4 separate regions of the Mus musculus genome follow, and all the other regions are linked to region 1. The links are chromatin loops, found by intact Hi-C in ENCODE. Cell type or tissue: heart. All regions are shown on one strand.

The links. Hi-C counts contacts between places; a loop is a spot of excess contacts. Peaks named below come from ENCODE experiments on the same cell type or tissue, not always from the same donor. Only the 100,000 strongest peaks of a DNase experiment are listed, where the experiment ranks them.
Region 2: it touches region 1 in a loop (4-fold over the local background); 7 of 42 quality-filtered maps call a loop at or near these places.
Region 3: it touches region 1 in a loop (5-fold over the local background); 14 of 42 quality-filtered maps call a loop at or near these places.
Region 4: it touches region 1 in a loop (3-fold over the local background); 6 of 42 quality-filtered maps call a loop at or near these places.

What each region holds. Positions count from the first base shown.
Region 1 is chr1:136,047,413-136,055,412 of GRCm38, reverse strand. It overlaps Ascl5 (achaete-scute family bHLH transcription factor 5), which reads right to left and starts at 4,609. Exons shown (of 1, transcript NM_001270609.1): 1 at 4,043-4,609. The coding sequence starts at 4,609. The coding sequence ends at 4,043. It overlaps Cacna1s (calcium channel, voltage-dependent, L type, alpha 1S subunit), which reads right to left and starts at 2,602. Exons shown (of 44, transcript NM_001081023.2): 1 at 2,361-2,602; 2 at 729-834. The coding sequence starts at 2,512. In heart, CTCF peaks have their summits at 3,754 (motif pointing left) and 7,800; a DNase peak (open chromatin) is centred at 3,772; H3K4me3 peaks cover 888 bases; H3K27ac peaks cover 1,204 bases; H3K27me3 peaks cover 5,985 bases.
Region 2 is chr1:136,208,459-136,216,458 of GRCm38, reverse strand. It overlaps Mroh3 (maestro heat-like repeat family member 3), which reads left to right and starts at 3,639. Exons shown (of 23, transcript NM_001329610.2): 1 at 3,639-3,854; 2 at 5,056-5,170; 3 at 7,550-7,614; 4 at 7,924-8,000. The coding sequence starts at 5,083. Inava (innate immunity activator) reads left to right here. Exons shown (of 10, transcript NM_028872.3): 9 at 19-703; 10 at 2,041-2,937. The coding sequence ends at 2,133. In heart, a CTCF peak has its summit at 3,443 (motif pointing right); no DNase peak of the experiment used is centred here.
Region 3 is chr1:136,452,938-136,460,937 of GRCm38, reverse strand. It overlaps a transcript of Ddx59 not described here. Among named protein-coding and RNA genes, the nearest start is that of Kif14, 11 kb to the left of the region's middle. In heart, no CTCF peak of the experiment used is centred here; no DNase peak of the experiment used is centred here; H3K27me3 peaks cover 797 bases.
Region 4 is chr1:136,518,133-136,526,132 of GRCm38, reverse strand. It overlaps Kif14 (kinesin family member 14), which reads right to left. Exons shown (of 29, transcript NM_001287179.2): 25 at 6,349-6,504; 26 at 4,824-4,943; 27 at 277-351. It also overlaps the pseudogene Gm29485. Among named protein-coding and RNA genes, the nearest start is that of Kif14, 54 kb to the right of the region's middle. In heart, a CTCF peak has its summit at 4,612 (motif pointing right); a DNase peak (open chromatin) is centred at 992.

The sequences.
Region 1 (8,000 bases):
CCAGGGTATGAGGCCTGGACAGGAAGACCAGGGTATGAGGCCCTGTTGGAAGCTTATATGGGTGCTACCCTGCATGATGTACCTAGATTCCAGGGTTTTGTTTTATTTTTATCTATCTATCTATCTATCTATCTATCTACCTATATCTATCCATCCATCTATCTATTCATCTATCTATCTCATTTATTATCTATTTTTTAGACTAATATTATACCATAGAGATCACTGTAAAGATTCAATGATTCAAAGATGAAAACCACTCACTGCAGAATTTGCTGTGTTGCTGGTGAAGGGGCAGCAGAGAGTGGCACTGTAGCCCTGTAATGCCCTTTCTACAGATTTCTATATCATATGCCCCTAGCAGCTCAGTGTAGGCAACCTTCTGGAGTCTATCCAGGGAAGGAGGTTCATGCTCAGCACCCCTGGTTCACCTTGCTGAGGCCCAGCCTTCCACATCTGTCTTGGTACCACTTCTGAGAGTTCTTGGGAAAGCGCCATGAGTTTGCACCTGTTGGGTGCTTGGCACTGTGAATATTGTCTGACAGCTATCATGGAATTGGGCTGAACACGTTTAGTCTGGGAAGCTTCGGGGCCACTCAGTAGCTCAGCAGTGAGGACGCCAGTCTACGCTGTGAGGGAGCCACGGTAGCAGCATCTCCCACAGAAACCAAGTGACTCCCAGGCTGGAGCTGCAGAGCTTGAGAGGAAGGGTGGGAAGGCTTGCTTACCAGGCCGAGGTTCAGAGTGTTGTTGTCATCCTCTGGCATGGGCAGGTACACTGCCAGGGCCACACAGTTGGCAAAGATGGTGAGCAAGATGATGGTCTCGAAGGGTCTGCAACCAGGGTTAAGGAGAGCCCTGGAGCCATCTGTGGGATCTGTGGGGTTGAGGGCATGAAATTCCTAAAGGCCAGTCTGAATAGTCACTATAATGCTAAGAGAGAGTCATGTGGCGGGGGGCTTGTACCCCAAAGTGGCTCGGGGGTAGGGTTGGAGTTTGATTATGTTCAGGCTGAGTAGGATCGGGAGAGGGGGAAATGGGAGGAAAACCAGATTTTCAGAACTATGTGTACACACTCATGTGTGCAGGCTTGCACTCCCAGGACACCCTCCCCCCGTACGCCCCAGAACTATGTGTACACACTCATGTGTGCAGGCTTGCACTCCCAGGACACCTCCCCCCCATACTCCCCCCCTCCAGCAGCTAATTCATGAGGGCACTCTGGGTGCCACCCTTCCTGACTGGCTGGTCATTTAGAAAGCAAATGTGAGGAGGGAAAGCCAGGCAGAGTCCTTGGTGCATAGGCGGGGTGGGGAGCGAAAGGCACGCTATGTAGACAGATTTGGATAAAATCCTGTTTTCATCCCAGAAGCTTCAGCTTTTGAAGAGAGATGGGGGATGAGGGGGGGAGTAGCACAGAATAGATCTGTAAGAGAGTGGGCTCAAGAAAAGGGATGCCCTGCCAGGGGAAGCTGCTCTCACCAGAGAGGGCAAGGAGGAAGGGGGCTGGACGTGATGTGGCCTGGCAGAGTGTAGCAATGCGGATCAGACTCGACTCCAGACCCGCTGTCTCTCCATGGCTCCCGTATCCTTCCAGCTACTCCTCATTCTCCATTTTCCCAAGGAACAGCTGATGGAATCCCATTCCTCCAGAGCACGTCAAAAATATTTCAAATATTCCTGACTCTCTCAGAACCCACTCAACACGGGCCTCCTCTCTGCAGCCCCTCCTTACTCCCCCCAAATAGCCCAGATATTATCATTGTTATTTCCAGAACAAACCTAGAGAGAGATTGAGGTCCCTGTCCCCCAGGGTACTACTTCTGAGCTAAAACATCCAAGTTTGCTCGCCAGCATCCAGGAGCCAATAAGAGCAGGCCTCCCCTCGAATCCACTTCTCCAGTTCCATTTGTAACTGGGACTCTAGCCAGTGGAAGTTGTCCCTGGACTGTCAATCGTTTTCCACTCTCCCTCTGTGGAGGATTTCCTCAGGAGCTGCTCCGTCCTTCATCTTATTCAAAATCTTGGGTGGTACCCCCATGATGACAGAGACCTGAACACACTTAGAAAGACTCCTAAGAACACAGGCCCTCCACAAGATGCTCAATAGCTCAGTGGCTCTCCCCTATGACCCGAGAGTTGTCCTCAGGCTCCGAGAAGCCCCTTTCCATTGTGGCGGAGACCTCCCTTCCTGCTTTCGCAAAGGTTCCTTTTGCTGGTCTAGGTGTAGGTTCACCCCTTTCCCAAGAGCCTGGGTCACCCTGATGCTAAAAGTCCAAGCTTTGTGACCACCCCGTACCTTCCACCTCTGCCTCCCACCCACTCCCTGCTCCATCTCGCTCAGGTGCTAGAAAGGATACTTCCATTCCACGATGCTGATGCAGGCCTTCCTCAGGGGGTTCTGTAGAGTCAGGCAGAACAAGGCCCGCGGGGGCCTCGGCAGAATCTCAGGAACAGGTTTCTTCGGCTGCTTCTTCCTCAGGCCCTCGTCCTGGGGTGAGGGCGGCTCCATGGCTTTCCCTGACACCCCTCTCTTCCCCCAGCCCACTGCCCTCTCCTCCCTGTGTCCCCAGTGCCCCCACCTTGGGGACTGGACCTGACTGAGCCTATCCTGCTGAGGCAGGCAGACGGGTCGGGCGTGGGGGCGGGAGGATTACTCTCTCTGCTCCCAGCGAGTAAAATTAGCCCCTGCTGCCCAGCCCAGGCTCCTGCGGCCAGGCAGCTGTCATTCCTTCCAGTCCAGCCGGTGACATCCCCATCTGCCCCCGAGGAGGCAAGGGCTGGGTGTAAAGGGGTGACTTATTATATCCAGGCTTGAGACGGGGTAGGGGCAGTGGGAGACAGGAAGGCTTCACAGCTGGGGCAATGAGGGTCAGGGAGAGGAACCCGTGGAGTAGAGCCACAAACTCCAAACAGGTTCCTTAGATGGAGATTAAGTTTCTCCCCACCCCAACTCCGTGGCTCTGTCCAGAGAATGTGTTGGGTGGTGGCCTAGCTCAGCATAGCTCCACTCACACCAGTCTCAGTGTCTGTCAGGATCTGCCCAGGACCCTCTCACACTTGCCGCCCCCAATGCCTTCTTCTGGCAAATATGGAGCCCCTCTCCTACCAGAGGGAAAGGCTCCAGGCAACCTTGAATGTGCACTGCTCTCACAGGGCCCCTGGTCCTCCAATCCCTCACTAGACAATGTCTGTGTGCTTTCTCCCTAGAACCCTGGCCTCTCCCATATTCAGTCTCAGCATACACACTAATCTCTCTGGAAATGTTAGGTGACTGCACCAGCTAGCAAACATTGCAAGGTGGAGGGTGGGCATAGACAATAATTCAGGAATCACAAAATTCAACAATCCCTTTTTATTTAGTCCTTGATGTAAACACAATGTCAGTGGACCCTAGAAGCTTACAAGTCTTGGGGTGGGGGAGGCGTTAAGTCCAGAAGAGACTGAAGGGTGGGAGAGGGGAGGTGATCACTCGCTGTCAAGGAAGCCAATGGGCACCAGCGACCTCTCCCTCCCTCTCTCTCTCTCTCTCTCTCTCTCTCTCTCTCTCTCTCTCTCTCTCTCTCTCTCTCTCACACACACACACACACACACACACACACACACACACACACACACTTCCCCTAAGTCTGTCAGCTCCAGGGTGCTGAATGCAAGCAGCTGCCTGTCTTCACTTCCCTCGTCCCTCCCTCAGAATTCCTGCTCTTTAGAGGCCATCAAGCTCCTCGCTAGTATTTGAGGCCATCTTGTGGAAGGTTCAGGCATAACAGAAAGTGTGGCTGACTTCCAGGGGACTTGGTGTGGTGGACAGCAGAGCTTCGCTGAGGCTGGTCCAGGAGCTGTCCAGGGCTCTGCTCCTCACCGCAGACATCAGCTCCTGGGATCCGTATCTCGCCATCTCTACCCCAGGCCCTCACATCTGGCTCAAGTGGGTGGAGGTGGGATCACAGACCTCGAACACCACTGTTCTTTGTCCCGCACAGATGACCCAGAAGCCCCCAAAGCTGTTCCCTAGAGGGGCAAGTCCAGGCCTCTGGCCAGATCAAAGGCTGGGTTCCTCCGACTCCAAAAAAGGCGACGAGGAAAAGGGGGATCCACTGGACTCGGCCACCAAGGAAGAGGGCTGCGGCACGTTGCTGTGGCCCGTGTGGGCGGGCGGCGGGGAGGTGGCGGGAGGTGGCGCGCCGTCGGGGGTGGCGCTCAACAGCTCCTGCAGGTACTTGATGTAGCGGATGGCGGCGCGCAGTGTCTCCACCTTGCTGAGCCGCTTCTCAGTCAGGGCGCCGGGGAGGTGGCCGCGGAGGCGCGCGTAGCCCTCATTCACGCACTTGACGCGCTGCCGCTCTCGCTCGTTGCGCTTCTGGATGAAGGCAGGCTCGAACGGGTAGTCGTAAACCCCGAAGGCGCCGGGAAAGGGCACGTAGGGGAACACCCCAGTGTAGGCGTCGTAGTAAGGCGGCTCGGAGTGGCCGGGGTACAATAGAAAGGGTACGTTGCTCAAGGGTTCGGTGGCTGCCAGCGGCGTCTGTCCAGCAGGGGCCACGACACCTAGCTGCATGCCCCCCGGGGGCCCACGGTCCACCAGAGCTCGGCAGAAGTTACTGTTCATTGTGCCTCGTGGAGCTGGACCCAGAGTGAGGCCCTCTGAAAGGCCTCTGCACGGGCTCTGTGTGGTCCTGACAAAGGGGACAAGTCACATTGCTAGCACTCTGGGGTGCTGCGAGTTGCTAAGGCTTCATTTTGCCTTTTTGGGTTGGCTTGGACTCCTTAATGTGAGTCATAGCTCTGGACAAGTGCAGCAGCTAGCAGAGGCACAGCAGGTATCTGCTGTGGTCGCGCCTGCGGTGACATGTGTTGAGCAATCTGAGCACTTTCTCCCTCTTCCCTGCCTGGTCCTCCTGGACTGAGAGTCTTGCCTCTTCCTGCAGTCCAAGGCCGCCAGCACTGCCCCTGGCTCTAGCTGCGAGCCTCCATGACCAGATTCCCCCAGCGCCCAATTCTTGTTCCTCACTGGATCTTTTTGCAGGATCCCGGATCTGCGGGGGATGTGGGCAGAGGCGGAGAGCCCGTCAGCTCAGCAGAAGAGTTCCCAGAACTTTGCTAAAAGTAGAGAAAAGTGAACATATCACTAAGGAAAGGCCTTTGTGGTACTCCTATCTCCAGAAACAATCAAGAGGAAAGAGGGCGGGGATTTGGAGAACTGTTGGTCTGAGCTCAAATCTAGGGTTCACTCCTCAATAGTCAAGTGACATACATCTTAGAGTCAGAATTCCATATTTGGAGAGACAGAAAACATCCTTTATAGTTCCTAAGATGAGAACCAAAAGAGTACAAACACATTCCAAAGCACCCGGTACTTGGCCTGGCAGATAACGGCAGCCATTAATATCATTTCCTCTGAGAATTCAGATCATCTCCTCAAGGCTACCTTCCAGGGCCTGACAACTAAAACTTGAGACAGTCTACTGGGACAGGGGGTTTAGAGAGATGGCTTTGTGATTAAAAGCAGGTACTGCTTTTTACAGAGGACTGGGTTTCCAGCAGCCAGGAGCTCACAACTGCCTGTAACACTCACTATAGAGGATCAGAGTCCCTTTGCTTCCAAGAGCACTGTGTCCACCTGCACATATCCATACAGAGACACATTTAACTGTAATACCATTGTTTAACGGAGCTAATCGAACTAGCAGGAGGAGTTGGAGCAACTATCTCAAGTTAGCCCAAGCCCCTCTCTGGTGAATGAAAGATAACCCTGATTACAAAGCCCTGGGGGTTAGCTATTTCAAAGCTTCCTGCCCCGCAGACTGTTGTCACCTTCCCCTTCCCTGTCCCAGGTCACATGGGTCCAGGAGGACATATGGGTCTCAAACCCTCTTGGCTTTCTCCTCTATGGCACCTTACAAGGTGTCTTCTTTTTTTCTTTTCTTTTCTTTTCTTTTTTCTATCTTTTTCTTTCCCCTTTGGCTTTTGGAGACAGGATTTCTCTGTGTAACCTTCACTGTCCTGGAACTCACTCTGTACCTGGCCAAGCTGAGCCATGTCCCTAGTATGTAATAGATGCTTCATAAATCCTGTCTGAATAACCAAGAAAGAGGATTAGGCCAAAAACTGGGTTTGCCAGGGTGGGGCATAATTACACGTAGCCATTCCCTGGTTTTAGAAAACTGTTATTTAGGAAATAATTGGTCTGTGTTGAGTTTAAGTGCTGCCAGAGCTCATCAGCTGTGCATATCAGATTTGAGCACTATGCCCTGCCTCTCTGGCCCTGCTCCCTGTCCCCGTGTGTGTTCACAGTGTTCGTAAGTGTCCTTGGAGTGCTCGTAGCTCTGTTCTTCGTTCTACTCTTTGAGGACGATGCTCAGAGTTTACTGATGGGTGAGTAGTCGACCTGCATTGAGAGAGTGGGGGCATCCCGAGGTCTTGGCTGTGGTTCAGCCTTGTCTATCTGGCAGAAAAGAGCCAGTCCTCTCCCTGCCTGAGAAGCCGGTGGCAACCTCAGATTTTTGAGTGTCCTCTATACCCTCCCGCAACAAACCAACAAGGATCCAAAGTCTCAGAGTCTCACACTTGCTAGAAGGTGGAAGCTGACGTATGAATCATCAGGACTAAAATTCTTATCTTCCCGCTCTTTGTAGCTGACCTCTAGAGCCTCCCACCAATGGTAGTTTTGACATATAATAAGAGTCAGCTTTGGCAAGATTCTAGCTCTCCTGGTGGGGCTCCCAGGCCCCAGCCTGTGCTGTCCAGGTTGAGTATCTGAGAATTTACTCAGGACGTGAATCCCAGTGGGCAGGGCTAAAGCTTTTTCTTTTAAAGCTAAAGTCCCTCACACCATGCTGGGCACATAAAGATTGTTCAAGATACTTGCCAGGATTGTTCTGTGTCTTTAACTTTTTGAAATAGAGACTTGATTGCTTATATTTGATCTGACAGAGGGCAGAAGTTTATTTGTATTAATGACAATTTTAGGAACACAATTTCTCATGATTGATTCAACATGAGAACTTATTTTTAAAATAAATAGTGCATGCATTAGCATTTTTTTTTGTTTTTTGGGGTTTTTTTTTTTTTTGGTATGTAACTATTCAGAAAGGTGACTCAAACAGAAGCCCACTCCAGTCCGCAGACTTGCCGTGAAATAATGATAATTTTAGCTGTTATCCGTCATGATGTGTTCTAAGTGATGTTCTCTAAACCTTCTCAAGCTCTCACACCACTCTTGCGAGGTAGTTAATATTATCTAGTTTTGCAGGCGAGAAAACACAGACACATTAAGGTTAAGTCACTTGTCCTAGACCTTGTGGTGAGGAATCGTGACCTAATAAATGCTAATCAATCCTGCCCAACTTCCTCCTCTTCTGTGGCAGTTCTCTTGGTGACTGTGCCACCTGATCAGGGGATCAGAAAGGCTTGAATGTCCAGGCAGTGGAGCTTAATAAATCTGAGCTCCTGCTGGAGGGAGACCCCACTGCAGATTAAAGTTATCGCGCATTTAGGGTATGCCGACAGAGGTCACCCTGGTCACCCCGGGAAAGGTGTCTTGTTAGTGGTGGGGCATGGAGTTCCTTTTGGAGCTAAACATTATGATCTCACCCCTGAAACCATGATGAGAAAATCCTTTGTCCGAGTTTAGAAGCACACACCCACACCACCACCACCACCAACAACCAATCAAACAAACAAACAAATAAACAGAAGCAGTGGTCCCTTTCCCAACTTGTAAATCTATGAGGATCAGAGAACCTGCCCTTGGGCTCCCTGGTAGAAATGGCTGTCCACAGCGCCATAGTGTGGTGAGGAGAAAAATTGCAAGTATTTTTGAAGGCCCTGACCCTGTGTTGTCTTGGAGACTGAAGGTCCCAGGACCAGCCAGGAAGAAGCTGAGTGGATTTCTGTCACTCCACTATGTTTACCTTGAGTTTGTTAAATATACACATCACATAAACTTTCATTGCACATATATGTGCAATTACCTGTGTTTTGTTGTGCATGGAGTGCAT
Region 2 (8,000 bases), 160 kb before region 1:
TCCCATCTTCCTCTTCAGGGTGGACTCCTTCCGAGCAGGCGCGGAGGGCCGAGGTCGCAGTGCCTTTCCCCGCCGCCGCCCCACTCATTACACAGTGACAGTGCCAGACTCCTGCTTCACACCCGGCAAGCCCCCACTGCCACACCCTGCCTGCCATTCCTGCTCTGAAGACAGTGGCTCTGATGTCTCCAGCATCTCCCATCCCACCTCACCTGGCAGCAGCAGTCCAGACATCTCCTTTCTGAGGCCCCTCTGTCTCCCTGAGCCACCTCGCCACCGTGGGGCCTGGGGCCCAGCCTGTGGCAGAGAGCTGGCCCCTCATTACTCTAAACTTCTGCTACCCGCTGGATACTTCCCAACGGGGCGCTATGTGATGGTGGCCGAGGGCCACCTGCCGCCGGGCGAGTGGGAGCTGTGTCGTGCAGCCGTGGGTGCTGCCTATGACGAGGAAGGTGCACCCCTGCGTTACCAGCGACTGGTACCCTCCCACAGCCGCATTGTGCGCACACCCTCACTAAAGGACAGTCCTGCGGGCCGGGGACTCAGCAAGGCAGCAGTCTCGGAGGAGCTCAAGTGGTGGCATGAACGCGCACGTCTCCGGAGCAGCCGCCCCCACTCGCTCGACCGCCAAGGGGCGTTCCGTGTTAGGAGTCTGCCTCCTGGGAGGGAGAGCTTCGGGCGGGCCTCAGGACCCAGGACACAGGTACAGCTTCCCGTGGGGGGAAGAAATTAGACCAGCAACTACTGGCCGAGTAATCACCAGTTAGGAAAATTAGGCCAAAAGAGGAGAATATTTCCTCTTGGCTTTGGAAGGCACTTCTGCCTTCCCTGGGGGTGCCTCTTAATTGTGCCTACTGTGTTTAGTGTCTAGCGCAAGAGTGCATACCAATGTGCCCTGGTAGAGATTGTCCTCACAGATAGCTCAGAGATTCCCCCTAATGGCTTCACGGATGATCCACAAACCAGATAAACTTCCTCAGAACCGAATTGCAACCCAAATTAACCCTTGGAATTTACTGACTCTAGGGCCCAGGGGCAAAGGGAGAATCTGGAAAATGGGTTTATAGAAAATAACTCACTGTCGCCAGGCTGGGAAGGAGATGGTCTCACAGTTGACAGCTAGAGACTACCAGGTTCTGATTCTAACTCTATGGTCCTGTAGGTTACTTAACGCTTAGGCTTTTGTTTCCCCCTCTAAAAGATGGGCGTAGTAAATGACCTCTCTCATTCATGGGTTGGATCAGAGGCTGAAATGGTTAAAGCAATATATGAGAGTCCTAGATCAGCAATAGCTCTATCACGGGGGCTCCCAGAGGGTGGTGTCTGTGTGTGTGTGTGTGTGTGTGTCTGTGTGTGTGTGTGTGTGTGTGTGTGTGTGTGTGTGCGTGCTAGGTTGTATCGGAAGTAAGAAGGATTCTGAGCACTCTGACTTCGGGTAGGGGTGCAGCCTTGGTTTCTGTAAGCCCCATTTCTTCATCCTGGAATTGAGGCTAGCCGGCATGAATCCTTTCTTTATTCTCTCATCCGGATTCAGAAGGCTATGCAGGGGACAGACTCTAGAAGTTACCAACAAGCTGCTTCTTTGAGACCCCAGATTCCCAGCAGCCCAGCTGCATCATTCCCCACCCCCACCCCTGATCTTTGGGCTGTTGCAGCTGCCATCTCTGGCTGGGCAGCGCCCTGGCCCAGTCCCAGGCTATACACCCTCTAGCTGACGTGCCTATCCCTTCCTGCGAGCTTAGACCTGCCTTTGGTCTAGGCTTGGCTCATCCCAACCTGTCAGACAGGGACGGTGATGAGACATGAGCCCGGGAAAGGTGGAGAAGAAGGTCAGGGTGACCGTCATACCCCAAAGGACCTGGATCAGGGGTGGTACCTGGGGGGCATCATTCCTGGGGAGGGCAGGAGCAGAGCACCAGGGCTTCACTATCGATGATGGTCTGTGCCTTTAAGCAAAGAGAACGATGTGGCTGAGCTTGCTGCACTGACCTTTCTACCCAGTTTGCTCATCCGCCTCTCCTCTCTCCCTGCCTGTGACAGGTGCCCCCCGTGTACGTACTCCGGAGGTCGACGGACGGGGCCCCAGTGCAAGTCTTTGTGCCTGAGAACGGAGAGATTATCAGCCAAGTGTAACTCTTCTGAACGCCTTGCCTCGTGCGGGAAAAGACTTTTCTATTGGAGCTGGGGTCGAGGACCCCCTCACCCTTAAGTGCTTCTTTCATCTCCCCTCCCCTCATCGCAGGCCGATGATGCAGAGCTGAGACCTTTCGGTTTTTTTACATGTGTTTCCCAGAAGTCCTGACCTGAGGATTTATATCTGTGATTTGTCTTATTCTTTAATAACATGATTATGCTTTATCCCCCAGAGTCTGGCCTTTTGGACTAATGTCGAGCTGGACTAATCGACAGCATTTGTCTCCTTATGTAGGACAAGTGGCATAGAGGGCCCCTTGAGACGTCCCATATGCTCTGGGCCCTCTTTCTGAGATACCTGTTGCTTCTTAAGGCTGGAGGCCGGATGTGGGACTCCCTCAACAGGGACTCTTCCCTTGTTTCCCAGATGCTGGGCAGAACTCTCCTCTCCCCTTCAGGGCACAGGCATTTCTGTCATGGTGTTCTTCCCATACCCTACAGTAGTCCCAACCTCCACTTGCCATATTGTATGGCTTCTGAGCCCCTTCCCCAGTGCATAGATGCCCCCCCCCCAACCCAGTGTATTCTCTGGATCCCTAAGTGCCTTAGATCCTGAGCCACAGAGCTGAGAGACTTCTGAGTGCTAGTGCCTCCCCACACCTGAGCATCCTTCACATTAATTAACTTATTGGTCTTACCTAACAGCTATCTCGTGTGGTTGCACCGTGGCGGTGCCCTCCGTTACAGGGCAACCTTGTGCCAAATACTTCAATAAAATCTGATTGGCCCAGCTGAGGATGAAGGATTCTGTGTGTGTGCTGAGTTGTTTTTTTTGTTTGTTTGTTTGTTTTGACCAAGCACAGAGTGGGCTCCTTGAGATGGCTGCCTGGTTTGGTCATGACTCTAGGGAGCAAGCAGAGTGACAGACAGAAACTCAAGCTGCTTCTCTGAGCACAGGGAATCCAGCAAAGCTCCTCAAGGTCTCCAGAGCCTGAACTTTTAGCTCAACTGTTAAAATCTGGAAAGCCCAGATTCCATTTTCAGCACCCTCATGGCAGCTCCATGGAGTAACCTTGGAAGGCACTTCAGCGCTTTGTGATCCCTTTTTCTCTGGCTTCAGATGGCCCAGGCTCAGTGGTTTGAGGCTTATTTGAAATTGTTCTTGTGGCTGGAAAAACAGGCGTTCCTTGGGTAAGGAGGGGCTCTCCATAAGACCCCTTCTGTGTTTTTGCAAAAGGTGGAGAGGGAGGGGTAGTAGGAGGAGAGGGGTGTTGGAGGGAGGCTGCAACTTTTTCTGCTGCCCTGTAGGGGGTGCTCAGGACTTGAGAGCAGAGCGCCTGCTATGGCTACAGTTTCTGGAGAGCTTGTGGCCTGAGTCTGAGGTAGCAGCTCTGTGTCAGGCAGAGAAAGGGGTCTCTGTTTTGCCTGTCCCTCTCCACAGTCAAGGAAGAGGTAGGTCACAAAGGGCCAGGCAGATGGCTATGCAGGGGTGACGCCAGTGCTGCACTTGGTGGCCAGCCCTAGAGACTGTAGGAATCTGGCTTTCAAGGACCTGGCTTTATTAGGCTGGGGGTTGTTCCATGCTAGGGGTTGGGTGGGAAGGGAAGAGAGTTCCAGGGCCTCTAGAGAAGCTGTGGGCATCCTTATCTCAGACCTGAACATCAATGTAGCTATTAACTGTGGCCAGTAAGGACTTGATTTTGGATGTAACTTATTTTGTGGTAAGTTTGAACTTTATTTTTCCTGTGTTGGGGATGGAACCCAGGGTTTCACACTTGTCAGGCAGGTATTTGGTTTTGTGTTTTAGCCATCTGTCATCTGTTAGGCCCAGAAAAATACATTTTAGGGTTTTTTTTTTTAAATGTATATGGGCGTACCATGTGTGTGCAGTGCCCACTTTGGCTAGATGAGGGCATCAGCTTCCCTGGAACTGGAGTTACCGTGAGCACTTTTAACCGTTGAGCCATCTCTCCAGTTCCCACCCCCAATTCCAGGTAAAGCTTGATCAGAGGGTTCTGTTGTAATAATCTTTCTAGGTGGCAAAGAGGTTGAAGTATCTATATATCTATATAGCTATAGATATATAGATATGGGAGGCTGTTAAGAAAAAATGGGGGATAGCTAAGTTCTTGTAAGCAGCCAGCCTTGAAATGTGCCAGTGTGAGGAACTGGTTGGGCATAACTCCTTTCAGTTTCAGTCCATAGGCTAGCTCTACACCTGAGCATCCATGTCTGGGAGTTGCAGGCACGTTAGAGTCCTTAGCCTCCCCTCCTGGATGGCAGAAGGGACATCCTAGAGAATGGGAAAGAACCCTCTGCTAAGAACAGCTTCAGAACCTGACCTTAAGACATCAGAACCACAGATAGAAACTTCCCTGGGAGCCAGCTTGAGTCTGAGATTGCCACAGGAGATCCTTGGCTGGTGCCTGCATGACCCATAAGGAGTCAGGGTTCTTCAAGGGGGGTTGTGCACTTTCCCCAGAAACAGGAGATAAAATGGGAAACTAGCAAACAGGACCTAGCATGGGCACTGTCCAGTCAGTTCTTGTGGTTCTGTTTTGTTTGTTTGTTTGTTTTTTCTCTTCTCTTCTCTTCTCTTCTCTTCTCTTCTTTTCTTCCCCCTCCCCTTTCCCCCCTCCCCTCCCCTCCCCTCCCCTCCCCTCCCCTCCCCTCTTCTTTTCTTTTCTTTTCTTCTTTTCTTTTCTTTTCTTTTCTTTTCTTTTCTTTTCTTTTCTCTTCTTATTCTGCCCTCATGCCATGGATAAATGCAGAGCCTCAGGACATGCTGAACAAGTGTTCTGCTATCTCCAACCCTGTCCTTGTAAATGGTCAGGCTGCCTCCTGCAGCCTTCCCCTATACTAAACCTGCATCACTAAGAAGACCAGACTCTCATCAGGCCTGACTGCTGGTCTCATTACAAGCTGTTGGATCCTGTCCTGGGTGGGCAAATGAATCTACACTCCGAGGAGAGAAATCTGAACAGAGTAACATTTCGGTCATCGATGTACGATGTCTTGTTAGAGCCAAGTTTATCAGGTAAGCAGTTTTCTGTAGGCCTGGGTATCACTAATCTTACTGAGGCAGTTTGGAAGTGATAATGGCTCCCTGGCCCTTGCTAGAGATGTCACTCTAAGGGCTATCCCTTTCATAACTACTCTCTAAGGCCTGCTCCTTCTGCAGGCTCATCTCCCTCAGAGGCCTGGAGCTTAGCTGGGCGTTGATATGGTCTGAGATATTGAAAGCTCACCTAGAGGCAACTAGACGTTCAGTGGAGCCCTAGATGTTTAAAGCCTGTAGGTAGTATGGAAAGATCTTTCCATACTACCTACAGGCCAATAACCTCTTAACCAACACTTGATTTTTAGACTAGAGGTGTCCAAATTCCAAGTTCTTATAGCCCTAATCCTTTAAAATTTAATTTCACTTTATTTCTTTACCATGTGTGTGCATACACATGTACAATGTGCATGCATGCCATGGCATATGTGTGGAGGTCAAAGAACAACTTCCAGGAGATGGGTCTCTCCACCACATGGGTCTAGAACATTAAGCTTAGACTGTCAGACTTCTTGGCCAGCTGGATAACCTGCTGTGTTATTCTGTTGGCCTTTGCCTCCTTCCCTCTCCCTCCTCCTCCTCTTTCATTTCCTCTTCCTCTTCCTCCTTCTCTTCCTCCTCTTCCCTCTTCCTCTTCCTCCTCCTCTTCTAGACAGAGTCTGGCTAAATTACTCAAGCTTGTGATTCTCCTGCCTCAACCTCCTGGTTAGGATTACAAGAATGTGCCACCACGTCCCAACCCAAAGCCTATTTATATCTGCACTCTAATGCCAGGTAGACATCTCAGAATCAACATGGCCCATGGCCCAAATGAACCCTGGCTTTGTTACCCTCTTCAGATACCCTCAGGTCAACAAACGACAACCCAAGACTTCTAGTCTCTCAGACCAAAAATTTAATTTCTTTTTTCTTGAGGCAGAGTCTTGCTATGTAGCACTATGGCACTGGCTGGCTCAGAGTTCACTTTGTAGATCAAGCTGGCCTCACAATTACCCTTATTCTCTGCCGCAGCCTCACAATACTAGAATTGAGAGGGTGTGCTACAACACCTATTTGATTTTTTTTCTTTTGTATCTAATTTTACTTTTTGATGTATGATTTCAGTATGTAGCTCAGGCAGGTTCAGAACTCAACTATATAGCTCAGGGTGGCCTCGACTCCAAGACCCTTCCTTCTACCTCTATCTTCCAAGTGCTTGGATTACAGGTGTGTGCCACTATGCCTAATTAATTTTTGTTTAGTACTTGTACCAGATTCTCAAACCTGGAGCCTTCAGCATGTTAGGCAAGTGCTCTACCACTGAGCTACACTCCTAACCCTAAAACAATCTTGACTTCTTTGTAGCTTTTAGGCTCACATCTTCTCTATCATCTATTTCTACTGATCATCAACATAGATATCAGATATGACTACCTCCTGCTATCACCTCCCTCCAGGAAAGCTACCATTTGTCTCTCCTGGTTATTGTTTCAGTCTCTTAACTAATCCCCTCCTTTTTAAAAAGACAAGCTCTTCTTATAGAATCCAGACTGGCCTTGGACTCACTATTAGCTAAGGGTAACCCTGAACTCCTGGTTCTCTTGTCTCTGCCTTCCAAATGCTAGGATTAAAGATGTGCACTACTGCACTGGGCCTGGGGATGGGGGTGTATTTTAATTTACTAAGGACCCATCTGCCTTTATTAGTTCATTGAGCATCACCACATGGAGGTCTATCTTTGCCATTGCACAGTTGATGAACCTGAGTCAAGAGTTTCATTTGCAGCAGACCATGGGGTTAGTGAATGGAAGGGCTGCACTTTGGCTTCAAACCCTGCCTAGAACCTTTTGTCTGTAGGGACAACAGAAGCCTGCACTCAGGCCCATTACCCCCCACACCCGCCCTATTGCTATAGCTCTCATTCATTTGTCTTATCCCTTCAGGACTCAACTTGGCATAATCAGGCTTTTTCCCTAGCCTTCCCTCCCAGCCTCTGTCTTTACTTCTCATTGCAGCAGGCCCTTAAGGCTATATGCATCTCCCCTTAGTTGACAAGAAAGGCTCCCAAGGCTGACTTGAGACTCAAAGTCCATTCACAATCAAGAATCTCAAAGTCAGTGTTGGACAGTCCCAGAAATCTGTGGGACACTGAGAGTGGCTCGAAGTCCTTTCTCTTCTCAGTCATTCTTGTATCAGTGGCCATGTCTGATGCAGAGTGTCTCTTAAGTCCATGCCTGGATGCTTTCCATGTTGGCCTCCATGCTTACATAAGAAGTGCTACAAATTCCCATGCCACACCTCTCAGTGAAGGAGGAGGGGAAGAGCTGCTGTCCCTTCCCACCTGATAAAGCCAGCTGATACCTCCAAATCCCCTTTCAGGATTGTGCCAGTCAGAGAAAGAAGCCTATCAGCTCATTCTGGATTTTATGGAACCAGGACAGATGGTAAGGAAATGCTTTGAGACTCTTTGGGAACTAAGGAGCAGAGTAGGAAAATCTGAAGGTCGATGCTTCCCTTAGCCCTAGCCCCGAAGCCGCCTGAATGTCACCTTCTCACTGGCCACAGACAGGGTGGCAGTCACCCTCCTGCCTAAAGGATCTCCCTTGTAGACTCTCAGCCCTACTGTCCCAGAAGGCTACAAAGACCCTAGACACCAGAGATGTGTAGCACAGTCTGCTTGAGTTGGGATTGGACAAAGTGTGGGGTGCAGGTCCCAGGTCCTGCCCTGAGACTGGCTTTGTCTTCTGTCCCAGTCCCAATTAGACAAGCTCAGTTTCCTGAATGCTGTGTCAACATTGAGCAGCGTTGTGCGTGACCAGGCCAATGGCAA
Region 3 (8,000 bases), 410 kb before region 1:
GCGAGACACTGCTCTCTTCAAGTTTCTGGAAAGCCTTCTGTGGTGGTTTGAAAGAAAATGGTTCCCATAGGCCCACAGGGGCGGCACCATCAGGAGTTGTGGCCTTGTTGGAGTAGGTGTGGTGGTGTTGGAGGAAGTGTGTCACTGGAGGCGGGCTTTGAAGTCTCAGATGCCCATGCTAGGCCCAATGTGTCCCACCTGCTCTTCCTGCTGCCTGCCAATGCAGTTGTAAAACCCTCAGCTACCCTTCCAGCACCATGTCTGCCTGCGTACCACCATGCCATTCCCACCATGATGATAATGGACTGAACCTCTGAACTGTCAGCCAGCCCCAATGAAAAGTTTTCCTTCAGAGGAGTTGCCTTGGTCACGGTGTCTCTTCACAGCAGTGAAACCCTCACTAAGGCACCTTCTCTATTTTCTGTCATATCAGGGACAGCTAACTTTGATCCACCACGATCCTGTCAGTGAGGGGAAAGGGGTGAGAACCTCAGCATTGTCGGGGTTCTGCTCTACCAAACTGAAGATGCACCCCATTAATGTCTCCAGAGCTGTACTGCTAGCTCCGGTCAAATCTGCCCACTGTGGTGATCTCTCTGTGATTTCCTCTGCGGCTTTCAGAGCTTTTCCTCTGTTGTTTCTGAATGATCTCCCTCAGGTTCTGGCTTCCTACGCAGAGGACTCCGGCTCCAAGAGGAAGACAGCTTTGAAGGTTTTTTTTGTGTTTGTTGTTCTTTTTTTCCTAGAAGAATTGAGTTTAAATTGCTCACGTAGACATCCATTTGGATAGGAGGATACGGTGGCTGATAAAGGCCACACCCTGGGGTTGAAAAACTGGTGGAAGGGACCGGGATCTCTCATGACAGGAAGATCTGTATCGAGTCCTCAACAACCTATTCCCTGTCCATGTCTGCTTTTCTTCTTCTTCTTCTTCTTCTTCTTCTTCTTCTTCTTCTTCTTCTTCTTCTTCTTCTTCTTCTTCTTCTTCTCCTTCTCCTTCTCCTTCTCCTTCTCCTTCTCCTTCTCCTTCTCCTTCTCCTTCTCCTTCTCCTTCTCCTTCTCCTTCTCCTCGTCCTTCTCCTTCTCCTCCTCCTCCTCCTCTTTCTCTTTCTCCTTCTTCTCCTTCTTCTTTTTGAGATAGGGTTTCCCAACGTAACTAATCCTGATTGTCCTGAACTCACTTAGTAGACCAGGCTAGCCTTGAACTCACAGAGATCCTCTTGTCTCTGTCCCCCCCCCCCCCGCAAGTGCTGGGATTAAACTGTGCACCACCACAGCCAGCTACATATCTGATTTTCAAAAGCATCTTATGTACATTTTCTTTACATACACACATGCATATATATGCTCCCCAATCTAACTAATACAAATTCCATTATTTACAGGGTAAATAAAACTAGGCAGGCCCATGATTCCCCCCCACCCCACCCCACCCTACCCCATTTCTTCCAATACAACTGCCCTTGACACTCAACTTACATTTTATTTCAGCCACTTGGAAATGGCACGGTGCTCTGAGTACGACATCTGAATGTGCTTCTTGGTTTTCAGGTAGCAGACATACTCACCCTACTTCTGCAAAGACTTCCGCTCAGACCAGATAAGTTTTAGGAACTGGGCTGACAAACAGGCATGGTGGAGCACCCCCATAATCCCAGAACTCTGGAAATAGATGCGGGAAATTTCTGTAAAGTTCAAGGCCAGCCTGATTTAGCCCTACCCTATCTCAACCAAGTGGACAAAAAAGAAAAAAAACCCAAAAAACAAAAAACGGATCCCAAATAATCTGCACAGATCCCCCAAATAAAAGGAAGTAATTTTTCAAAAGTTCCACTAGAGGGCGCCAAACTGAAAGAAACCATGGAGCCTAGTGGCAAAACCGCTTAGGAGCTTGCCTTGGTTTATTAAGAAAAAAATCTGTCATAATTGAGTCCATTCCACAGTTTTGTTTTCAGAGCTGGAGATCAAATCCAAGTCGTTGCTCATGCCATCCACGGGCTCTACCCCAAAGCTACATCGACAGGCCTTGCCTTTTTGAAACAGGGTCTCACTATGCTGCTTAAACCGGCCTTGAACTCACTGTTTCCCATGCTGATTCATAACTCAAGATCTTTCTGCCTCGGCCTCCTGAGTGCTGGGATTGTGGACTGGGCCACTGAGCCCAGGCACATTTTTTTAATTATTAAAGTGCCAGAAGCATTTCCTTGCTTTGTAGGTATCCTTTTGAGTCTGTCACGGAAGGTGCCCTTGGATAACCGGTTACACTCTTAAAGTCCTATGGTCAAAGGGAAGGCGTCGAAGACCACCGCAGCTTCTGGTGGGACCTTAGCAGTATTAAACAGGATTACTGCCTAATTGCTTCTTTTAAAATCACTGAGAGTCCTGCTAAATGACTTAGATTGCCTCATTAAGAAATCACTGCTGAACTTACAAAGACCTCATTAAACTGGGTGCGGCGGTACACGCTTGCAATGCCAACATTTGGGAAGCCGAGACAGGGGGGAATTGCTACAAGTTCTGACCAGCCTGGGCTGCAGAATGAGGCCCGGTCTACAGTGAGCCTTCTTACTACAGTTCCTTCACCAAGAAACCCATGTGTGGATTCATGACCATATTAGTAAGGATTGAGTCCTTCCTGGTGCATTGCCAAAAGTCACCCTGCAGCCGAGTGAGGGAGGTGGATTTGGTAACATTGTCCTACGGATGCAAGAGGCTGAGTAGCTACACAAATAGCTCACCTGGTACCTTAAACCTCTCACTTTCTTTCTTTCTTTCTTTCTTTCTTTCTTTCTTTCTTTCTTTCTTTCTTTCTTTTTTATTATACATAAGTACACTGTAGCTGACATCAGACGCTCTAGAAGAAGGCATCAGATCTCATTACAGATGGTTGTGAGCCACCGTGTGGTTGCTGGGATTTGAACTCAGGACCTCTGGAAGAGCAGTCAGTGCTCTTAACCGCTGAGCCATCTCACCAGCCCTCTTACCTTAAACTTCTTAACGAGGACACCAAATGCCATTTTCTGTACTCCTCATCCCTGCCTGGAACAGATGTCTTCACGGACACTCTGGATCTCAGGTTCCTGTGGCAAAGGATGTACGTAAGGATGTGTTGAAAACTGTTAGATGCGTTTTCTAGTGGCGTGGCTGTTTCGAACTGTTTGCCAAAACACACTTATCCTTTTTGACCTGGTCTGGTGGACGAAGGCTTTGTTTTGTTTTTATTTTCTCATTCTGTGGTCCAGGCTGGTCTGAACTAGTGGCAAAATTCACCTGTCTCAGCTTCCCTGATGTTGGAATTACAAGCCCACCACACCCAGTTTAATGAGGCCTTTGTGAGTTCAGGGGTGATTTCTTAGCGAGGCAATCTAAGTCATTTAGCAGGACTCTCAGTGATTTTAAAAGAAGCAATTATGTTCAGCAGTAATCCTGTTTAAGACATAAACAAAAGAACTCAGGGATTAGTAAGTGTTACAGAATGAATGCTCTTTTGCTCTTTGAATCATGCTCATTTTATTTTAGGGATCATCAGAAGGATGTATATGTATTTTTTAAAATTTATCCTACTCTTATATATTCCACCCCAACCACCATTTCCCCTGCCCCAACACCTCCCTTTGTTGTTGTTTGTTTGACCGATGGTTTGTTTTCAAGACCAACTTGCTTGTCTTGGGGCTTGCTCTGTAGACCAGGCTGGCCTCAAACTCAGGGACCCACCTGCTCATACCTCCTGAGTGCTGAGGCTAAAGGCACGCGCCACCATCGCCATCCAGCCAGTTAGTAAGTATGGTTAGCCCCAAGGCTTAGTGGGTAACATCTGAGTCTTCCCATGAGTTCATGTAGGAAGAACACTTGGTTTTGTTGTTGTTGTTGTTGTTGTTTTGTAATTTTTTCTTCTTTGTGCACGTTTCTGTGCATGGTGGTGGGGCATGTGCCTCCACGTGTGTGTGGAGATCAAAGGACAACTTTGTGGAATCAGATCTGTCCTTGAACCCGGGGAACCCAGCCAGCACCACCTTGCAGGGCTGCAAGTGTCTTTACCCGCTGAGCCACCTCTCACCCCAGAGCAACTGTTTCTAGGGACCAGCTGAGAGCTTTCAGCAGACATCTTCCTCACATGCCTTTCAAGCATGCCCAGGACCGCGTCAGATGTTCTGTTGAAGATGCTGCTGACCATGAGGAGTGACACCATTTGCTATCTCCAGTGACGAAGGGACATACCTTGAGTCACTTTCCTGGCCAACAGATGCAGAAGGAAACCTCCAATGACTTCAGTAAGGTCATAAAATGTGTGTGAACCATTCAGCTGTCCCTTCAATAGTTTGTGATCTAATTTCTTTACTGGTAAAACTCCTTGTCTCAAATGTCAGAAAGCATGTGCAATGACACACACTTTATTGTGTTTATAATCATGGGGTTTGAATTGTATGTTCATGTCTGTTTTCTCATTTAGGAAACAGCGTGAAAGGGATTCTGTCCAGTAATTTCTCCTCCCACTAGTGGTTATAAAAGGACAGCTGCCAAGCACGAAGCCACCTGCATGGCAAGAATTGGGCATCGTGTCAGCTTTTGCAGAGGGGAAAACAGGATGTTTTTTCACATTTCCAGCTTGGCGAATAGCTCTGCATCCACCCATAAGCGTTTTCCCATTTACAGAGGTTTATTTATTTGTCTGTCTGTCTATTTATTTATTTATTTATTTATTTATTTATCTAGACCATAGTCAGTTCTCTGACTCACCCAGACAAGAAAGAAGTCCCCATGGCACAGTGTGGGGCGCAACAGAGAGCTCTGTGTTCTCTCCGCCCTCCCGCTCTCTCTGTTTCCTCCAGCACACAAAGATGAATACGGGATGACACTTGTGTCTGGGCTGGTGAACAGCGTCTTCAGAAGCTATGGTGTAGGTTTAGATGAACTGCGTGGGCTTCTCTCAGTTCACATAGTCCAGCCAAAGAATCGGTGTCTTCACTGTGCCTTCTGGCTCTCCCAGCTGTGCTTCTTGGGAGTTATTAAGTGTCACAAGAACTCACTGATCTCAGACTGCCACACTGAGCAACAGCTGGCCTCAGGGGTTTGGGTCACGTTTCAGACAAACGAAAATGAAGCAAGCATTCAAAATGAAGCAAGCATTCGGCTTACCAGGTGTAGTTCCCCCACCTCCCCTCTGCCCCCCGCAAGTTCACGAGAGGAGAGCATGCTGTTGCCATTCTTTGAAAGTGTAGAACAAGGCCGTCCAGGAAAACATGAGCTGCAAGCTCACAGCATCTGTATTAAGAGAAAAAGAAAGAAAGCCATCCGTTGTTCTACAACATAATTTAACTCAATATCATTTCAATGCATGATCAACATGAATTTTCTCCTCCTCCTCTTCCTCCTTCTCTTCCTCCTCTCCCTCCTCCCCGTCTTCCTTCTCTTGTTGCATATGAAATAAAAGCCAGATCTTGGGACATGGGTTCACAGTGTATGTAGCTAATCATAAGACAAGCAGAGTCCAGTGGCAGGGCAGGAGGCAGAATTCCAGATTCCAGGTCCCTTTGACTCATACCTCTTGTTCCTCCTGCCCCTCTATCCAGGCGTTTGCTAGCCTTAGCTGGTGGAGGTCTGTCTGTGGTTTAAAGCTACTTCAATAGCAGGACGTTAGAGACCACCACAGTTCTACAATATCTAGACCTCAGATACCTGGCTTGGCTCAAGTTAATGTTAAGTTCAGAATTACCCCAGGCCCAGCCCAAACCAGGCATGGTGACACCTGTCTGTAAGCCCGGCCCTGAGACTTGGGGGCAAGAGGAGATGAGATCAAGTTCCTCCTTTGCTGGATAGTGGGTTTGAAGCCAGTCTGGGATGTCTGAGACGCTCCACTTCCTAATATTCTCAGCTCAAACTCCTTGGGCTCTCCCTGTAATTAATCCAAAAGCCTTACACCAAAACATACACTGGTGACAAGTGACAAACTTGTACAGGAGTGAAGACAAAGTGTAAAAAGAATGATAGGGCCTCTATGCAGTCAGTTTTCATGAACCTCAAGCCAAAGAAGGCTTCTTTTGTACTGCAATCAGGAAGAGGGTGGATAATGTAGAAGAATATCGTGGGCAGGCACGGGGGCACGTCCCTCTAATGCCAGCTGGACAGGCAGAGGCAGGAAGAGTTGAAATTTGAAGTCGCCCTGAGCTACACAGTGAGTTAGAAACATGTCTGCACTACAGAGTGAGATCTTGTCTCGATAAACAAACACCCAAACAAACAATGGACACACCAGGTTGTGTTTCTGAGCCCCAGAGCAATCCCTTCTTGCTCTCTCCTCAGCTGAATGCTGTTTCTGGGTAGCAAGTCTGGGAGTGTACAGGGGTGCTAAATGAGATGTACCCACTTACAGGGAAGCCATCGCCTCCCTCATTCCATACGGAAATGAGGCAGCTAGACTCTGAAGGTATTATCATCTAGCCCTAGGGCTCCCTCACTATTTTCTGCAATCCTACTTATTAGAACACCATTGAAGTGTACTATGGAGTCTACCCTAGTGCGTGACCATACTCTTTGGGAGACAGAATTTCATTTGCCTCTGCTCCGCTCGTTTTCCTAAACTGTTTAAATCTTTAGTGATCTGGCCCATTCCAGGAACAAAGCAACTGAGACTTTCATCAGAGCTTCATCTGTCAGCTTAGCTTCCTCCCAGAGGACACAATGAACTCCATTCTCGCTGTGTGAAAGGTGTTAGTATGGGATGGCTAGCCCTGCCCAGAGAGGACAGGGTCTGCTTCTCTGAGGGACTACTATGAGGGTGGGGGCTGGGGCTTGGGCTGGCCCCTCTCGGGGACACTTCCTGGGCGCCTTCTACTCTGTGACTTAAAGTTCTGAGGAGGGAGATAGTTTTCACAGTCAGACGGTTGTCTCCTAAATCCAGCCTTCTACCCTGCTATAAATGGGCATTGGCTTTGAGAAAACTGAGCAGACAATTATGTGAAATTGTAAGAAATACACACACACACACACACACACATACACACACACAGGAGACCAGATAAGGAACTGATGGGGTGTAATGAGTAGCCTGGTTGGCATGAGGGGTAGAAACGATGCTGAGGACGGGAGAGATGATTACCTGTCCAACACTGAGATCACTGAAAAGAAAGATAGCTCAGCATCTAAGAGAGGGCTTTCAGCTCTGAGCTCACAAGGGCATACTCTGTTTCCAGAGGACTGGAGTTTGGTTCCCAACACCAGGTCAGGTGGCTATCCCCACTGTAACTCTAGCTCCAGGGAATCCGGCACTGTCTTCTGACCTGGGAGGGTGGCCTCTCTTCTTCACAGTGGACGCTAAGAGCGGAACTCTTTCCAGTATCGGTAGCAGGTAGACAGAGCGTCCAAGGCCAACAGGATCTACAAAGCTCCTGAAAAAGAAGAAGGAGACTCTGAAGGGTGTTCCTGGGTTTGGATTCCTGCTGCAGCACTTGGTCTTGCATAGCCTAGCATAACCTAGCTGCTTGGTCTTGCATAACCTAGGATCTCTGTGCCTCGGTTTCTTCATCTACAGAATGAGGATAATAAGAGCACCGAGCCCACAGAGCTACTTGGAGAATTAACTGAGACAGCACATTTACCTGACAAGCAGTATTTAGCAATCCACATTTCCTGTTTCTTGATCCTAAAACCCTACCTCCACCACTTGTCAAAATAGCTTACTGCTCGTGATGCATTGGCTCCTCAGTCATTCTCACTGAGCTCAGGCCACGTTTCATCCAAGGCAGCTGGGATGATGGGCGTGGGTCCCGGAACTGATGAACAAAAATGGACAGAGAAGGATGGGACAGTGACAGGAGTCTAGAGGAGTGGGTAGCCCCACAAAAGGGAGGAGCACAGATGAGGAGGAGGGTGCTGGAGGCTCGGCAGGCATTGACCCACATGTCCAGAGTTCTGAGGAGAAATGCCACAGTACCCGGAAAGCCAGAGCACCTACTTATGCGACATAGATACACACACAGACACACATGCACACACACACACAC
Region 4 (8,000 bases), 470 kb before region 1:
GTGTTCTTTAGTCTATAGTGACTACAGTCAGGCACAAGCTGGCAGCTCCTAGGCTAGTAACTAAGAAACAGGGGGTGCATTAGCAGGCCCCTGGCCACCATAGACCTAGTACTACACGAGTGCATTAAGTCTGCCAAAGAAAGACTAGGAAACAAGCATGCTCGGTGAGCATGCACAGCAGAGCTGTCTCCAGCTGGGGCTGCCAAGGGAAATAAATATATCTACAAAGGAACCAAACGCAGTGACAAACAAAAAACAATGCAAAGCTCCTCCTACCGTCCTCCATTCAGCGACAGCATTTTCCAGAGACCCGACCCACTCCACAGTACTGGCTTTCATCTGCTTAGTGACCTAGAGAAATGTTAAAATATTTCAGTAAACACGCAATCACCAGGAAACACAATTCTTAGGCCCCTGCGAGACCAGACAGGGAGCTCTGGTCTAGAATCCAGAAGAGATAAAAGTTTCATAAGCCAGCTCGAGGGTTCTTCAAACCATATAAGTGGAATTCCTTCAGAATAAACGACACATTGATTTCCATATAGCACGGCTGAACTGGGCTCAGCGGCACAAGCCTGAGGACCTAACGTTGACCCTGGTGAATGACTCCACAAAGCTGTCTCCTGACATCCACATATGTGACATGACACACAGGTCTCCACACGCACACATACACTAATAATAAAATATAAATATAAGAGAGGATATATTCTGATGTGTAACTATCTCAAAATTTGCCTTTTATTTAAATATTTATAGGCATGAAACTTCTCTCAGAAGAAAGCGAGGGTTTGAATTATCAAAAAAATATGAGGTGCTTTGAGAAAGTTACAAATGTTATGTGATTCCCAGTTGTGATCTATGCTGCACATGGCATTTCCCACCTTACCACTGACAATCAGACCCAGATGGGGACTCCTGGCTCTCACAGTGGTGCAAGTCTTAAACTAAATCAACAGTGAAGCCTTGGCTGGGCCTCTGCTCACTGCTGCCCCCTCAGGTGGAGGCAAGCTTCTGCAAGGGGGTGCTGCTGTGTGTTTAATTGGCTTTCTTCACTAAGCTCTTGTCTAGGTCGGCTCAGACTTGCAGTTACAGTAAGAAGAAAAGTAGGCCACGGTGGCTCACCTCTAATCCCAGCACTCAGGAGTGAGAGGCACAAGAACTACTCTCCTGCAAGCTTCAAGTTCCAGGCAAACAAGATCTGTGTGGTAAGATTGACTCCCAGAAAGAAGAAAAAGTACACTTCTTCATTTCATGAACCCAGCTTTGAAATTACAATTTCAGTGCCCTCTATGAGTCTATAATGCAATCCTGATTGTATTTATTCTTTTTGTTAATGAAAATAAGCTTTATTACATCAAGTAATAAATACAAAGATGCAATAGTTCCAGTCGTTTTCTTCCAGATGCTGTGATGGGCTCACAGTAAACACAGAACTGAGATCTACAGCCTCAGGATGGACATCTGCAGGGTGCTTGGGAGGTTGGGTAAATGGCTCTTTCTTCTGTGCATTTTAAAGATTGACTTCCGAGCACTCAGTCATGCAAACGCTTAGGCAGAGAAGCTCCATGAAGCAGGGTCTACACTGTACACAGGCAGGCCAGCTACTGAGCAAAGGCGCTGTGGTTTGCACTCAACTTGGAGGCAGGTGAACTCAGGGAAAGGACGGCAACTGGGGTGATGTGTATCCAAAGGGAGGCTAGAGGGGACACTGGTATTTGGGGACAAACAATAGCTTGCTGTGAAGTGGCTTCACAAACATCTTTCAAATGTTTGGAAAGAAAAAAGAGCTGCGTCATTCCTAACTACTTAAAATGCACATCGTCAGTTACTGCAAAATGTCCTCCCAATCTTTTGAGTGTGGGTTCAGAGCTTAATGACTGTGGTAGAAAAATGACTGCCATTTTGCACAAAGCTTCTCATCTCCACGGGTTAGTGAGATGGGCCTTCAGACCGACCAGGGAATAGGACCTGGCATTCCGTTCCGTTTCAGCCAAGCACTCCCGAACCAGGCTCTGGGCATGAATGATGCCTCGTTTTAGCCTCTCCATGGCGCTCTTGCTTCCTGCATACGTCAGTCTGACCTCTTTCCCCAACTCTTCAATGATGGCCAGCAGCTCTGCATATTTACTCTGAGGCACCTGGCTATTTCCAGTTCCCTGGGTGTAGCCTAGCAATGGGGGTTCATAGTCACTCAGCAGCTGGCGATATTGGGAGTAGAGGGTGAGTGGACACTTCCCTCATTGAGCTGTATTTATTCTTTATGTGTGTGGTGTATGGTGTGTGTGTGTATGATGTGTGGCTTGTGTGTATGTGTGTGGTACATGGTATGTGTGTGTGTGGTGTATGGGGTGTGCTGTGTGGTGTGTGTGCATGTATGATCCTTTGGAGCTGGGGTTACAGGTGATGGTGAGCTGTCTGACATGGGTGTTGAGTGAGATTCCAGCCCCAATCCTGGGAACAGCAGTAAATACCCTCAGCTGCCGAGCCACTCCTCCAGCTCCTACCACAGGCTCTTCCGACTTTTAAGTTGGGAGAATACAATCAGAAAGAATCCAGCTAAGATGGCTCAGTTGCTAAAGCACTTGCCACTTAACCATGAGGACCTAAGTTCAATCCCCACCATGCTCAGCATGGAGAAGGGAAGAGAGAGGACTCTAGGCAAGCCAGTCTAGACTAACTGAGATATCAGTGAGTGATACTGTCTCAAAAACTGAGTTGGAAAGTTCTAGAGGAACAACATCCAAGGTTGACCTCTGATCACTCTCCCCACGCACACAGTCACACACAGAGAGAGAGAAAGACAGACAGAAAAAAGGGACAAAGAATACAATGAATAAAATTCCACCATGTAACAAACTACAATGTCAGACCATAGAACAACAAAAGGAAGGAGAAAGAGTCTATGTGAAGAATCCTTTTAGTTCCTTTTATTTATGTGGAGAGTGTGTGTGTGGTATATGTGGTGTGTATGGTATATGTGGGGTGTGTGTGTGTGTGTGTGTGTGGTATATGTGGTGTGTATATAAGGTGTGTGTGGGGGGGTATGTATGTGGTGTGTGTATGTATGGGGTGTGTGTGTGTGGTGTATGTGTGTATGCGGCATGTGTGTGTGTATGTGGTATGTGTGGTATATGTGGTGTGTGTGTATATGTGTGATTTGTGTATGTATGTGGCATGTGTGTGTGTGGCATGTGTTTGTATGTGGCATTTGTGTGGTGTGTGTATGTGGCACGTGTATATATGTGGTGTGTGTGTATGTGGTATGTGTGTATATGTGGTGTGTGTGTGTGTATGTGGTGTGTGTGTGAGACAAAGCTAACACGCACCCCTGCTTTAACAGTAGCATGAGCACTTCTCTCTGCCACTGGCCACCGTTCATCACTGTCTGATTCCACACTCTGAACTTACTGCCAGCAGAAGTTTTACAGACAGAACTCACGCAGTTGATAAAAGATATTAGTGATGAATGGGGCTCCCGACATAGCCAATCTCGGTGTCAGCAATGCTTTGACTATGACCTAACAGCCCAGCGCGTCCCTCTCCACAGTGGTCCTGCCACAGAACCTGATCAGCCACACGTCTACTGCAATAACACAGGAGTCACAGATCTTGATTTAGTGACAGTGTGGACTCCTTTGGTTTTGTTCTTCTTTTAAAACGGATGAACAAAGATATGCAAGCAAGGAGGCGACACATTCACACAGTGCAGCACGTTCAAGCAAGACGAGCAATTCAGCAGCTGCCAGTCACTGTTCCTAGTATTTATTTTTATTTAAAAAATTTAAAGTGTTATATGTATGGGGATTTTGCCTGTACATATATATGTGTACCACATATGTGGCTGCTACTATCAGAGGGCAGAACAGGATATGAGACCCCCTGATACTGGAATTACAGCCAGACTGCTGTGAGCCACCGTGTGGTGTTGGGAACTGAGCCTGGGTCCTCTGCAAGAACGCTTGCTACAGTCTCTCCAGCCCTCATTCCTAGCTGTAGTGAGAATTTTGGTTTCTTTAAAAAACCAGGCATATGGAGGGTGGAGAGATGGCTTGGAGGATAAAAGCACTGACTGTTCTTCCTGAGGTCCTGAGTTCAATTCCCAGCAACTTCACGGTAGCTCACAACCACCTATGGTAAGATCTGGTACCCTCTCTGGCTTTCAGCCACACATGCAGACAGAACACTGTATACATAATAAATATTGCTGGATTCCTGGTTGGAGATATCCCGATGACGGAGATTGGATTTGCCCCAAGGAACCCGACACCTCTAATCAGCATGAAGTAGTCTAAAGATGTCTACATCCCCTTCTCTTCTAACCTTCCTCTCCCATCTAGTGTTGGAGGGTTGGGAGGGATTAGGGTGGAAGATCTCGCCTACAGCTAGCACGGCTTATGAGTCAGGGCTAGTCATCTGCAGAGGCAGAGCACCCTTAGAAGGCACTGACATCATCACTAGTTCTGTATCTTGATGTGAAATCACTGGTGCGAATGCCCCTGGAAACATTTAGTTCAAGATGACTGGATCAGTAGGTGCTTGCTTACAGTTTATAGGTAGAAAATAAAGACCTAACAGAAAGGCAGGAAAAGACATCCAGGGAGTGAACAGTAGGTGTCGCTGCCACACTCCGTATGGAGTGGAGCTTCAGAGACAGGGCACCATCCGCTCTTCAATAAAAAAGAATTCATCACAAACTAAAACACATGATATATAAACTCACCGCGCTGCACTGTTACTTGTACATTTTAAAGTATTTTACCCAAGACCCATCTTTAAGACCAAGTGTGCAACGGGAGGACCAGATCCTTCCTCACCCTTACCTCCTCTCGTGCACTCTGCCTGGAGAGGTCCTGCCTGAGGTCTTGCGCGGTCTCCAGCCCAGAGTCTAAGAGACTCTTCATCCCAGAGGTTACACCATCCTGGAGAGCGGCCATGAACTCCTGTTAGGAAAAATGTCTCTCAGTTAGCTGTGAGCTTGGTTTCACAAGGTAAAATTTTATTAAATGTGTGTGTGTGTGTGTGTGTGTGTGTGTGTGTGTGTGTGACACAGAGAGAAAGAGACAGAGAGGCAGAGGAGACTCAGAGAGAGAGAGAGAGAAAGAGAGAGAGAGGAGAAGAGAAGAGAAGAGAAGAGAAGAGAAGAGAAGAGAAGAGAAGAGAAGAGAAGAGAAGAGAAGGAGCAAGATGGAGACAGAGAGACAGAGACAGACAGAGCGAGCGCACATACAGGTGTCACAGGACAGCCTGTACACTTGGATCTCTCCTTCCACCCTGTGTCTCTGAGAAACAGCACTGAGGACATCAGGCTGACAGCCAGCACCTTCACCACTGAGCCACATCACTTGCCTGGTTTTACATACTCTTCAAAATTATAAGATAATGAAACTGTAACTCACCCTCAGTTTATTAAATTCAGCTAAAGTTAGTATAACTAACTTTATAAAATCTATTAGGAAATAAAATTAACAAAATGATAATGTAGTACTCCGCAGGTGTCACATTGGGAAGAATGGTCATTTTAGGCAGGCCTTTATTTGCTAGGAAATAATACATTTTAATATATATTGTTCATAGTATAAACAAAGTGGGCAAATATAAATATTCTATAATTACTACTATTTCATATATAGATGGGGTAAGACCATGTTCCACAGTTTATAGCAGCCATCAAAAGATAAAAAGCACATTTTCCCTTTAGGTTTTGAGATTGGTCTCACTATGTCGCACAAGTTGTCCTTGATCTCCTGATCCCCAACCCCTAGGTACTGAGGTTACAGGTGAGCACCCTACCCTGAGCCCCAGTAAGAGTTTTGTTTGTTTTCTGAGACAAGGTTTCTCTGTCCTGGAACTCATTATGTAGTTCAGCCTGGCCTTGAACTCACAAAGATCAACTTGGCTCTGTCTCCTTAATGTACTCGAAATGTATCCCACCATGCCTGGCTCCAAAAGGACTGTAAAGATCTGTAATCACCAATCATATTTTAACCGCTTTTGTTGGCTTGTGATTGAGAACGGTATTCATGTAGCCTAGGTTGGTCTCAAGTTTGCTTTACAACCAAAACTGATCTTGTCCTTCTGATCCTCCTGTCTGCCTCCGAAGGCTGGATTACAAATGTGCACTCACAGCAATGGAGATCAAACTCACGCCTGCTCTGCAAGCTGCCAGAGGTACATCCCAGCCTTATCCACTTTTGACCAAAAGAATTTAAGATGGCCAAGCTATTAAAAGTACAGGTTATTTTGAAAAAGGAAATGCACTTATTTTGTTATTCTGTGTAGCGCTGCTATTATCTGAAGTCCCTGGCGTTCCTTCACAGGCTTTCCAGCACTAATGCTGTGCATTACCTGGGTACTGGAGACTTTGCTGCTGTTTTCCAGAACACAGAGCTTGCTCCCTTTCAGAACAGCTAGCTGACCCACACACTGAACAGCCTGCTGTATAATCTTCATGACTTTGTTTTGAGCCTCTTTAACCATCGATGAAATATCCGAACAGCATCCCTGTGAAATAAAGATGGGTCCATATAGCACATATATGAGATTTTAAAGCAAAGAGAAAGGGGGCAGTGGGTGAAGTTAGCAGGTAGGAGGGGCTGGACCTAAGCCCTCAGTGCCAGCACTAAAAATAACAGTAATAACAGGGCAGTCGAGGCTGTTTAGGAGATAAGGGCACTGGGTGTTCTTCCAGAGAACAGAGGTTTGATTCCTAGCCACCACAGGGTAGCTCACGGCCATCTCTAACTCTAGTTCCAGAGGACCCAACACCCCCTTCTGATCTCTGAGAGCAGCAGGCACATATGTGATGCATAGGCACACATGAAGACAAAATACCCATGGATCTAAAAGTAAAATTCATAATATAGTGACCACTGAAGTGCCTGTGAGAAACAGAAAGCAGGCAGCCCTGAAGCTGACAGCTGTAACATGAACAGGATTCAGCCCCCTCCCTCAGACTTGACACCGAGGAGACATAAATCAAGTGTGCAGTTAACCCTGAGTCAGGGTTAGACGCAGACATCAGTAAGACGAACAAATGGTACACCTTTGACCTTTCAACTTTAACTGTTCTTGGGGAGGGGGTGCAAAGGAGAAGAGGAGAAAGGAAAAGCACCCCAGTTACTTTAAACAACAGCCTTCCCTACACTCAGTGCGCAAGTTGCAAAGGCACAGGGACCTCCCCTTTAATGCTGCTTCTTTCTGGCCCCGCCCCCTGCAGCCCTTAGAATGCCTGGCTTGGCCTGCCACTCAGAAGACACTTGCTCATTACAGCAGCACAAGGTAAGGATCAAGCATGCTTCACTAGTAAAGTGTTCTGGCTAGAGCAGTGCCTTCCCAGTCACTTGGCATCTCCACCCTTCATTCGTTTCATAGAACGCATCCCACAAGCTGTGTGGAAGCTTGTAAGTCAAGTTCAAAGTGCTCTTCCCAGGAAATGAAGAGAAGGCAAGACATTTCACAGCAGCAACTGGACCAACTCTCTCACACCATGATTTCATCTGACGACCACAGCAACCCTGCCAGGTGGCCATTACTGTTCTTATTTTCTAGGGAAGAGACCCAATAGCTAAGCAGCCTGCCTAAGGACACGAATTAGCAGGATTTTAAATACCAACAGTGGGTTCTGGTCCTTATCTGTCTCTGTGTCCGTCTGTCTGTCTCTCTTACATTCTTACACACACACACACACACACACACACAACCTCTTAAACTGCTTTTCTTTCATTTCTACCTCAGAGCATCCCGGGCTATATCCTTTATTAGGGCTGAGCCTAAGTCACACCCTCAGTTCTGACTCTGGCTTTATCCATGTTATGTTCATGTATGTTTGTCCATGTTATGTTCAGGGTCCTATGCTGTCAGATCTTCTTCACCTGAAGCTTGCCCACATCTGCCTGTAGTCACCTCCGTGTTACATTCTTCTCTTTCCCTGTTGTCTATATCCAAAGCGACCCTTCATTTGATGTGAATTTCACATTCATTCAACAACAAATATCCAA